Regions from separate parts of the Homo sapiens genome. Here region 1 is linked to region 2. The links are chromatin contacts, found by Hi-C or POLR2A ChIA-PET in ENCODE. All regions are on one chromosome and are shown on one strand. The core of a region is the stretch at or near the end of the contact, and the rest is flanking DNA. Distances in the headings are between cores, read along the strand shown. Region 1 overlaps HDAC9 (histone deacetylase 9). Region 2 overlaps HDAC9 (histone deacetylase 9).

Region 1 (4,013 bases), core at 187-2,686, 36 kb before region 2:
TTATCCCCATTTCACAGACGAGAATAATGAGCACTAGACAGGTTACAGTTAGCTTTGCCATTGTCACATATACAATATTATTTTTCAGTGTTTTTTATCTTGCATATTTAATAATATGGTAAATATTAATTTAGAATGGTCCTAATGAAAGATCCTGTATAATATTCCATAGTAAAAGATTCAGGAGTGTTCTCCTAAATTATCTCTTTTTCCATGAGACAGAGATTGTATACCCTTCAATAAGCTACAAATAGAACAAATACTTATTGAATTGAAATTTCTTTTAATAAATTATAGCGAAAGACATACATAGACTGTTCCAATCTGTGCAGCAGTTGCTACATAATTCTAAGCTTACATATATATATATATATATATATATATACATATACATATATCCTGTATGTATAAACTAACAAGGCCCCAGTATATTTTATAGAAACCAACATTGGAATGGGTTTTGCAAAGGGATGGTTAGAAATTAAAGGATATTCTGCTTATTTGACATTTAAATGTTTGTTAATGTGTGGGTTGATATAGTTTATTCTGAATGTTTTAAAACCTTGAGGTTTTAAAGAAACATCTTATACACCTCAAAGCTGCAATAATAATACTACAAGTTTGGCTATCACCCTAGTAATAGATCTGTAGTCAAACCACTACAGAAATTTTGTGCTTCATGCAAGATAGTTCTGGTAGTTAGGTATTGTTTAAAAACTATGGGAAAAATATTTACCCAAATGTTGTTCCAGATATTAATGCAAATTTAAATTTATATAACCCAAAATCATAGGAAATACATTGCTAATCATAGAGCTTAGCAAAGGCATTCTGAATCAAATGGCTTCTGCTTATTTTCCACAAAATTTATAATATAACTTAGATTAGACCAGTAGAATATTCAGTAGCTAGAGAACACATTATACAAAATTTTAAGTTCAAGCTTTTAAAAAAATGCTTTAAATGAATTGCTTGGAATTTATAAATCTTGAAGCTAAAAAGGTAAGTATTATCATGGTTAAACAAAAGAAATGAGAGAACAACAAACAGTGCAATTTGTCTCTATGCTAAGGTAAATGCTCTTGTATAGGGGTTGTTATTCAGGTTTCCTCGCCTTGCCCAGTTAGGGGGGAGAAGTATAGCCATAGAACCCCATGCGATTCCTTAGTTCAACATAGAAATTCAACCCGCCACATCAGGCCTGTCTTGGTTAGATTTACGTAGGCGGTTCACTTGGGCTTATTCCCCTCGAGATAAATTTGGCATGCTGCAGGACATACTCAAAGCCAAGGTTCAAAAACTACTGGGCATGTCTGGAGAGCAGGTGGGGCTGGCACTGCAGATGTCTATTTGCATGAATGACTAAGGCACCACCTAAGAAAAACTCATCTTTAGCAAAGAGGAAGCTAGGCCTTGCGACACACTTGACCTGATAACCTCAGGACCTGAGGGAAGGTTTGATTCTGAACATACGGTATGGTACATCCTTCCTCTGTCTTCTCTCACCTCCAGGTCCTAGAGTACAAACCTACTACATCCACTACACTCCTCTGAAAATGCTTTACCAAACTCGTTGGTAACAAACCTTTGTCATCTTGCTTGATTCTCACAAGCATGGGATACAGTTGTTTTAAAGAACAAGTAATGAATAAATTAACATCTCTATCAGTCTACTCTCAATTGCTTGCTAATGCCCAATACCTTGTCAATGTAAAGAAACAGAATTTGGCAGAAAGAACACTGCGTCTCCAGTTCTAGTCTTGATTAGTCCACGTCTATGGATCCTGGGTTTCTCATGTATAAAACAAATAAAACCAGGGAGGTAAAACAGTGATTCCCAAGGCTTCCTCTACTGCCAAAGCTATTCCCTCCCCACCTAAAAATTGTGTGTATGTGTGTGTGATTTACTTTTTTAGTCTTTATCAGAAAGTATATCTCATGCAAAAGGCAACTGCTGTTGGCCTTCATTGACTTCTTTGGGTAAATCAATAACCACCATACATAATAGATTCTGATGTAAAGAAAGGGAGAGGTACTAGGAAGCAAGCGGGATCCCTACCAGATAAGAAATGATAGAGAATTGAAAGCAGGAACTCTGAAGAAAGCTTTATCTAATTAAAAACTACCCTAGGACAGGCTTTGCCTGATATATAAAATTCAGTTGTGGTCAAAATTGTTTTATTCCTTGATTGTGGTATTTGGAAACCTCTCCTCTAACTTTCCATAATAAATAGCAAAATATTACTTTCCATTTTCTCTCTCAATGAAAACACCACTTTCTACAATAGTTGCTTCTTAAGGGGGTGGAATGCACAAAAATATCTACTTTTTGTAATGTTACTTAGCAAAACAAGAATAGACATTTTCCTCACTTAAAAAGTTTTTACTATACAGTAATATAATACCCAGTTTGAGAAAAATCAGAAATATTATTCTGATCCTATGAAATGTGATGGTTATTCAACAGCTCCCACATTGCTTAATAAAGAAACAGAAAATTGCCCAGAATTAGAAACCACTAAGCCAATTAAAGTTGCCAGGGTAAAACTGAAAAAAAAAAAAATTATCCACATTATAAATATCTTAGAATACTTTTCTTTCTTTCTTTCTTTTTTTGGTTAACATAAAAAGATTTCATTACTTGCAAAGGCTTATATAAATAAAATTAAAACAACATCACCAATTTGCTTTTATTATTTCAGTGCATTTAGATATTTCAAAATGCACCTTTGTTTTTTGGCTGAAAGAATTCCCCACCCTTTTTTTTCTTTTTTTCTACAGAAGTACCCTACACTGTCCAAAATATGTAGTCCTGTTCAACAGCTAAAGAACTCTTCTCCTCCTCCCTCTCTAATTTGGCTTCAAGTCAAGGCTGTTTTTCTCATTCCAACTGTTTTGGACATATGCTGGCCCAACTAACAATGGTAAACACAGCAAGCTGTCTCTGATATGATGCTGATTAAGTAATCTTGTGAGCAAGTAGAGTTTGGATATTAAGATGCTGAGGAAAAAATTACTCACAGAAATTCTCTACCCTTTGAAAAATATTTGGATTCTTGATTTTACATTATATGATAAACAAACCATGGGATATTTTTTAAAAAATACATTTATTTGGCTGAGCACAGTGGCTCACGCCTGTAATCCCAACACTTTGGGAGGCTGAGGCGGGCGGACCACCTGAGGTTGGCAGTTTGAGATCAGCCTGACCAACGTGGAGAAACCCCGTCTGTACTAAAAATACAAAATTAGCTGGGTGTGGTGGCGCATGGCTGTAATCCAAGCTACTCGGAAGGCCAAGGCAGGAGAATCCCTTGAACCCGGGAGGCAGAGGTTGCGGTGAGCCAAATTGTGCCACTGCACTCCAGCCTGGGCAACAAGAGTGAAACTCCGCCTCAAAATAATAAATAAATAAATAAATAAATAAATAAATAAATAAATAAATAAATAAAATACATTTATTTGATGCTGGCTTAGGCATTTGAAATATGAAAGAGCCTAAGATGTGGTCATTACATTCATGGATTTTCCAGTTTAAAATAAGGGCAAGTAGAGGAAACAGTGGAAGCCCAAAGATGAGCTTAAAATAACATTCTAAAGACATTGCTTCATCTTACAGAAAAATAAAAAGGTATAAAATTGAAATTTTGAGGACTTTGAATAGTGTTTCAATAAAATCTAATGGTAAAATGTTAATACAAAAGTAGTCTCTTAACGAAAAGGAATAGGTATAGAGGCCCAATGTCAATCATAAGCATGTGGTACAAGATACTTGGAAGAAATATAAACATTATAGTGCATATTATTCCTATTTAGAATAAAAAAATAAAAATGGACATCTTCTATCCTGTTTTTGAATATTAGAATTGCGCACTTATTTTTCATTTAGCTTAGACTGCTATATACCAGCTTCCTCTCAGTATGCAAATAGAATAGATAAAACCAAACTGTAAAATAAAGCCAGGAATACAAATTGTCTTTTAAAAAATACTTGGAAGCTTAATAGAAATAAG
Region 2 (4,191 bases), core at 1,280-3,779:
TGCAAGTATACAAAACCAGATAAATAGAGGGTACGATTTTGCAATGAACTTCAGAAAAAAGCCTAAGTTGAACTTGAAAATTGACATGGTTATAATACATGACTTGGTTCAGCAGTAAACATTTGACTAGTCATATAAATACTATTGATTTGATTCAACTACTGGGAAGAGTAGAGAAGAAAAGTGTACATATTTGTGTGTGTGCACACACACAAGCACACTCCTGTGGGTGAACACATATGGGTACAGGGGAACCTCCTCATCTCACAGGCTGAGAAAACAATGCATAGTGCTTAAAATGCATAAACAAATAATTTTCTAAACGGATATGTTATTTAGAAATATTAAAGTTAAAAAAAAAAACAGAAGAAAGCCAGAACTGTTGAAGGTAGTTGCTGCTGTGGAGTGAAAAGGAGGATTGGGGAGAGGCAGAGTAGAGAACTGCTATTTTCATTAAAAGACCTTTTCCTTTTTAAACTAAATGCATGACTTACTTTGATTTAAAACAAAAACGGTATAGGATCAATATATAACGTTTTGATAATTTTACTTGTTCACTCATAGAGAACCCAAAATTCAAATCGGTGTTTAATGCCTGAACAGCTCTCACGATAGTCAATATTCAGAGTAGAGAGAAGAGGCATAAACAAGAAGTTTATGATGTTCTAAGAAAATCATATAATTAAACAAGAAAGAACAAATTAATTTTTGGAATTGGTATATTTTAAATGAATAATTAGACCACTTCTCTTCCCATCCCTGTATCCAGAAATAATCAAATGCATTAATCTTGCTTTAGAATCATACCTCTAGGAGAGCTCATAATCTTACTGTAGGCAACAGTGTTCCTGGATGGCCAAAATGTGATGCCTTAGTATGGAAGTATTTTAATTCTTTGTGGTTTTTTGTTTGTTTGTTTTGGTTTTTTGTTGTTGTTGTTGTTCTGAGATGGCGTCTCACAGGCTGGACTGCAGTGGTGTGATCTGGGCTCACTGCAACCTCCACCTCCCAGGTTCAAGCAATTCTCCTGCCTCAGCCTCCCAAGTAGCTGGGACTACAGGTGTGCACCACCATGCCCAGATAATATTTTGTATTTTTAGTAGAGACAGGGTTTCACCATGTTGGCCAGTCTGGTCTCAAACTCCTGACCTCAGGTAATCCACCTGCCTCGGCCTCCCAAAGTGCTGGGATTACAGGCTTGAGCCACTGTGCCCAGCCTTTTAATTCTTTAAATATAAAATGAAAGCTTTGGACCAAAAAATGTATTTGACAATTTTTTTCCAGAAGCACCAAATTTTGACAAAACATAAAAGAGTTCATTTCTCATCACACGTCAACTTTTTAAACATTTCCTTTACTTGTTTGCATTGAAATGGAGTTCAATAGAACTCCAACAGTAGAAGTGTGGTTCTCGGAGGTTAAGGGTATTGAGTTTTGCTTACACAAGCACATTAGAGGCCGAACTACATTGTATAGTTAAAGAGTTAGGGGGTAAAAGTATGAAAGGAACAGAGGATTTTTTCCTTTCCATTTTCTTATTTATAGGAAATCCAGTATTTTGTCTATTAAAGACTGTCAAGGAGCAACATATAGGTCATGCATTAACTTGATTTTCTTTAATCATAGGGGAAAAATGACTTTTTATATTTTTATAAGGTTTTCAAAACTTAAAGTTTTTTTCAAGAGTACATTTCTCATTTGGTTCTTAATTACATACATATTAGCACATCACAGGAAAGAATTTAAAGAAATTAAATTAAGATAAATCATTCAACAATTTCCTGCAGTTTATGTCAAGTGGTTTAAATTCTTATTTTCTTAAGTAAAAGAGTAATTTGAGTGTAACCACATTCCTTAATAAAGCATATTTATATGATGCTTACAGTTTGCTAGTCCACTTACTTACTTTCCAAATCATTCAGATCCACACATATCTCAACAACTTAGAAACCAGTTAAGAGAATTATTCTTCCTGAGGTTTCTGAACACTAATTAATAATAATTATTATAATAAATGAATGAACTAAGAATAAAGTAAGTATAGTTTGAAGCAGGGGAGAAAAGAGAAAAATTGGTGAGTTATTCTTATTACCATGCATTAAGTCAATAGACAATGCTGAAAGTGAATAAAGCAAGAATATTATTTAAAGACAGAGAGGTTGCACTAGAAGCATACGAGTAAAAAATTGTTAAAATGGCTAATATGGGAGGCAGGGCTGGAGTACTGAAACGAGTCGGGCTGAAGCTGAAGTGAAATAGAGGATAATTTCTTTTCACTGTAAGCCTTTATATACCGATTGATTTTTTTAACTATGTATCTATATTTAAATTCTCACACTTTTATAAGTGTTACATATATGTATTTATATATACATATACACATACATATATAAATATATATTTTATATATATAATTAAGCATTCAAAACTTTTACAAACATGAAGTACATCAGAAGACTGTGACACTGGGGGAAATCCCTCAGGAAGCTGGATGGAGCCAGATGGTGAGTTCACAATGCATGACCAATAGCCTATTTCTGAACTTTGAATAAAATAAAAAGTTAATGAATGTAAAATAAGAAACTTCACACCCTTTCAGAGACTTCTCAACAAGTTTCTTTTTTTTCTAGAAGATTTTGCAGTAGCTAAAAATCCTCCCTGCCAGCTCATTAAATGGAAAACCAGTATAAATCATTTGTTAGAGCTACACAGCATTAGAAGTAGCTTTAGCAAGGGTGCATTTTTTTTTTGTTCAACACCATTGAACATTGTTTCTATTCTGAAGCAGTCATGTGTTGGCTAACTTCACATCAGCAAGTGTCCCTCAACTCTGGGGACAGCTTCCATAAAGTGTTAACGACATTGTTTTCAGATAGAACATACATTATTTTATAATTGTTCCATTCTTTTTTGTTTTGTTTTAAGACAGGATCTCACTCTGTTGCCCAGGCAGAACAGGAGTGGCATGATCATGGTTCACTACAGCCTCAACCTCCCCAATCCTTCCACCTCAGCCTCCCATGTGCCACCATGCCTGGCTTATTTTTTTTATTTTTATTTCTATTTACGTAGAGACTGGATCTTGCTTTGTTGCCCAGCCTGGTCTCAAACTCCACTTGAACTTGGGTTCAAGTGATCCTCCTGCCACACCCCCCCAAATTGCTGGGATTACGGAAGTGAACCACCGTGCCCGACCTGTAATTATTCCATTCTTAAAGCACTAAATGTGTATTTTAAAAAAATAATTACAGTAGAAATTAAATCTAGTTTTTATGGATAAGTAATGGGACAAGCAGAGCAAAATGCTGGATTTTATGATTCATTTTAAAAGAGTGAATGTCATGGAAAATCATGAACCACATCAGATCAATGAAAACCAATAAAGATTTAAAAAAATTGGTGCAATAAAGATTTTAAACATTGGTGAATCCAATGAGTTCAAGACTCTTTCCTCAACAATGTATGAATGCATTTTCTTAATTCTAAAACAACTAAAGAAATGATTGAGAAAAAACAAGTCTATGGATGAAATAAACTACATAATGTATATAACCATAAATACACGAAATACACACAATTATCAGTTTTCTTTTCTGTTATGTTAAAGTTATTATGGGAAGCTTCTCAAATTCTTTTAACAAACAAACCCTAGGGACTAATCCACTAACTTCCTCAATCTACTTTGGCATCTACTTTGGAAATCTATACAAGCATTCATGTAAATACCAAACTAAGTGTTGGATGAAAACTTAACTTGGAATTGGCTAAAGTAAAATCTCTGTCCTTATTCTGGGACAATACCTCCCCATTTTTATTGGCTGCTTTCCTACCACTTTTGATTTGCTTTTATGCCCATCTTTTTATTTACTTTTATGTCCTATGCCAACTGACAACCTTAGGAAGATGAGGAAGGAAAAGAAGGGGGAAGGAGATGAGAGGCAGCTTTCCTTGGAAGGTTATCTGGATGACATTTGACCATTTTTCAAAAGATTTTTTTTTTCTTCTCTGGTTATTTTCTGTCTCCTATTTTTAATTTTCTTCTTGGCTACAGAAATTTTCCACTCATTGTTATTTTGTTTAGCTGTTTGAGGCTCTCTTAACATTGAGTCATATAAGAAAAAAGGTTTAATACCCAGACAAATGTTTGGGAATAAAGAGATTCACATGACAGAAGGATAAAGACATCAAGCA

Evidence for each region. Hi-C counts contacts between places; a loop is a spot of excess contacts on that map. ChIA-PET counts read pairs that join two places held with the same protein, here RNA polymerase II (POLR2A). Pooled maps may share reads with other maps.
Region 1: a map of B cell shows a loop between it and region 2 (5-fold over the local background). The contact joins two enhancer-like sites. A Hi-C loop is called at or near these places in 3 of 168 maps with a recorded cell type or tissue (B cell, Calu3 and OCI-LY7), 7 of 37 single-sample maps with no recorded cell type and 6 of 50 pooled maps. POLR2A ChIA-PET finds 5 or more read pairs at or near these places in 6 of 52 experiments (B cell, HEK293, MCF 10A and 3 more).

The regions. Positions count from the first base shown.
Region 1 is chr7:18,564,399-18,568,411 of GRCh38, reverse strand. All of the region lies in intron 2 of HDAC9 (histone deacetylase 9), which reads right to left. Among named protein-coding and RNA genes, the nearest start is that of HDAC9, 71 kb to the right of the region's middle. Within about 2 kb of position 1,436, at least 3 of the 41 ENCODE cell types and tissues checked have a DNase peak (open chromatin) inside an H3K27ac peak, as active enhancers do; they include B cell and OCI-LY7, where a contact is called at or near this core.
Region 2 is chr7:18,528,994-18,533,184 of GRCh38, reverse strand. The region is part of intron 2 of HDAC9 (histone deacetylase 9); the gene reads right to left. Among named protein-coding and RNA genes, the nearest start is that of HDAC9, 35 kb to the right of the region's middle. Within about 2 kb of position 2,529, at least 3 of the 41 ENCODE cell types and tissues checked have a DNase peak (open chromatin) inside an H3K27ac peak, as active enhancers do; they include B cell and OCI-LY7, where a contact is called at or near this core.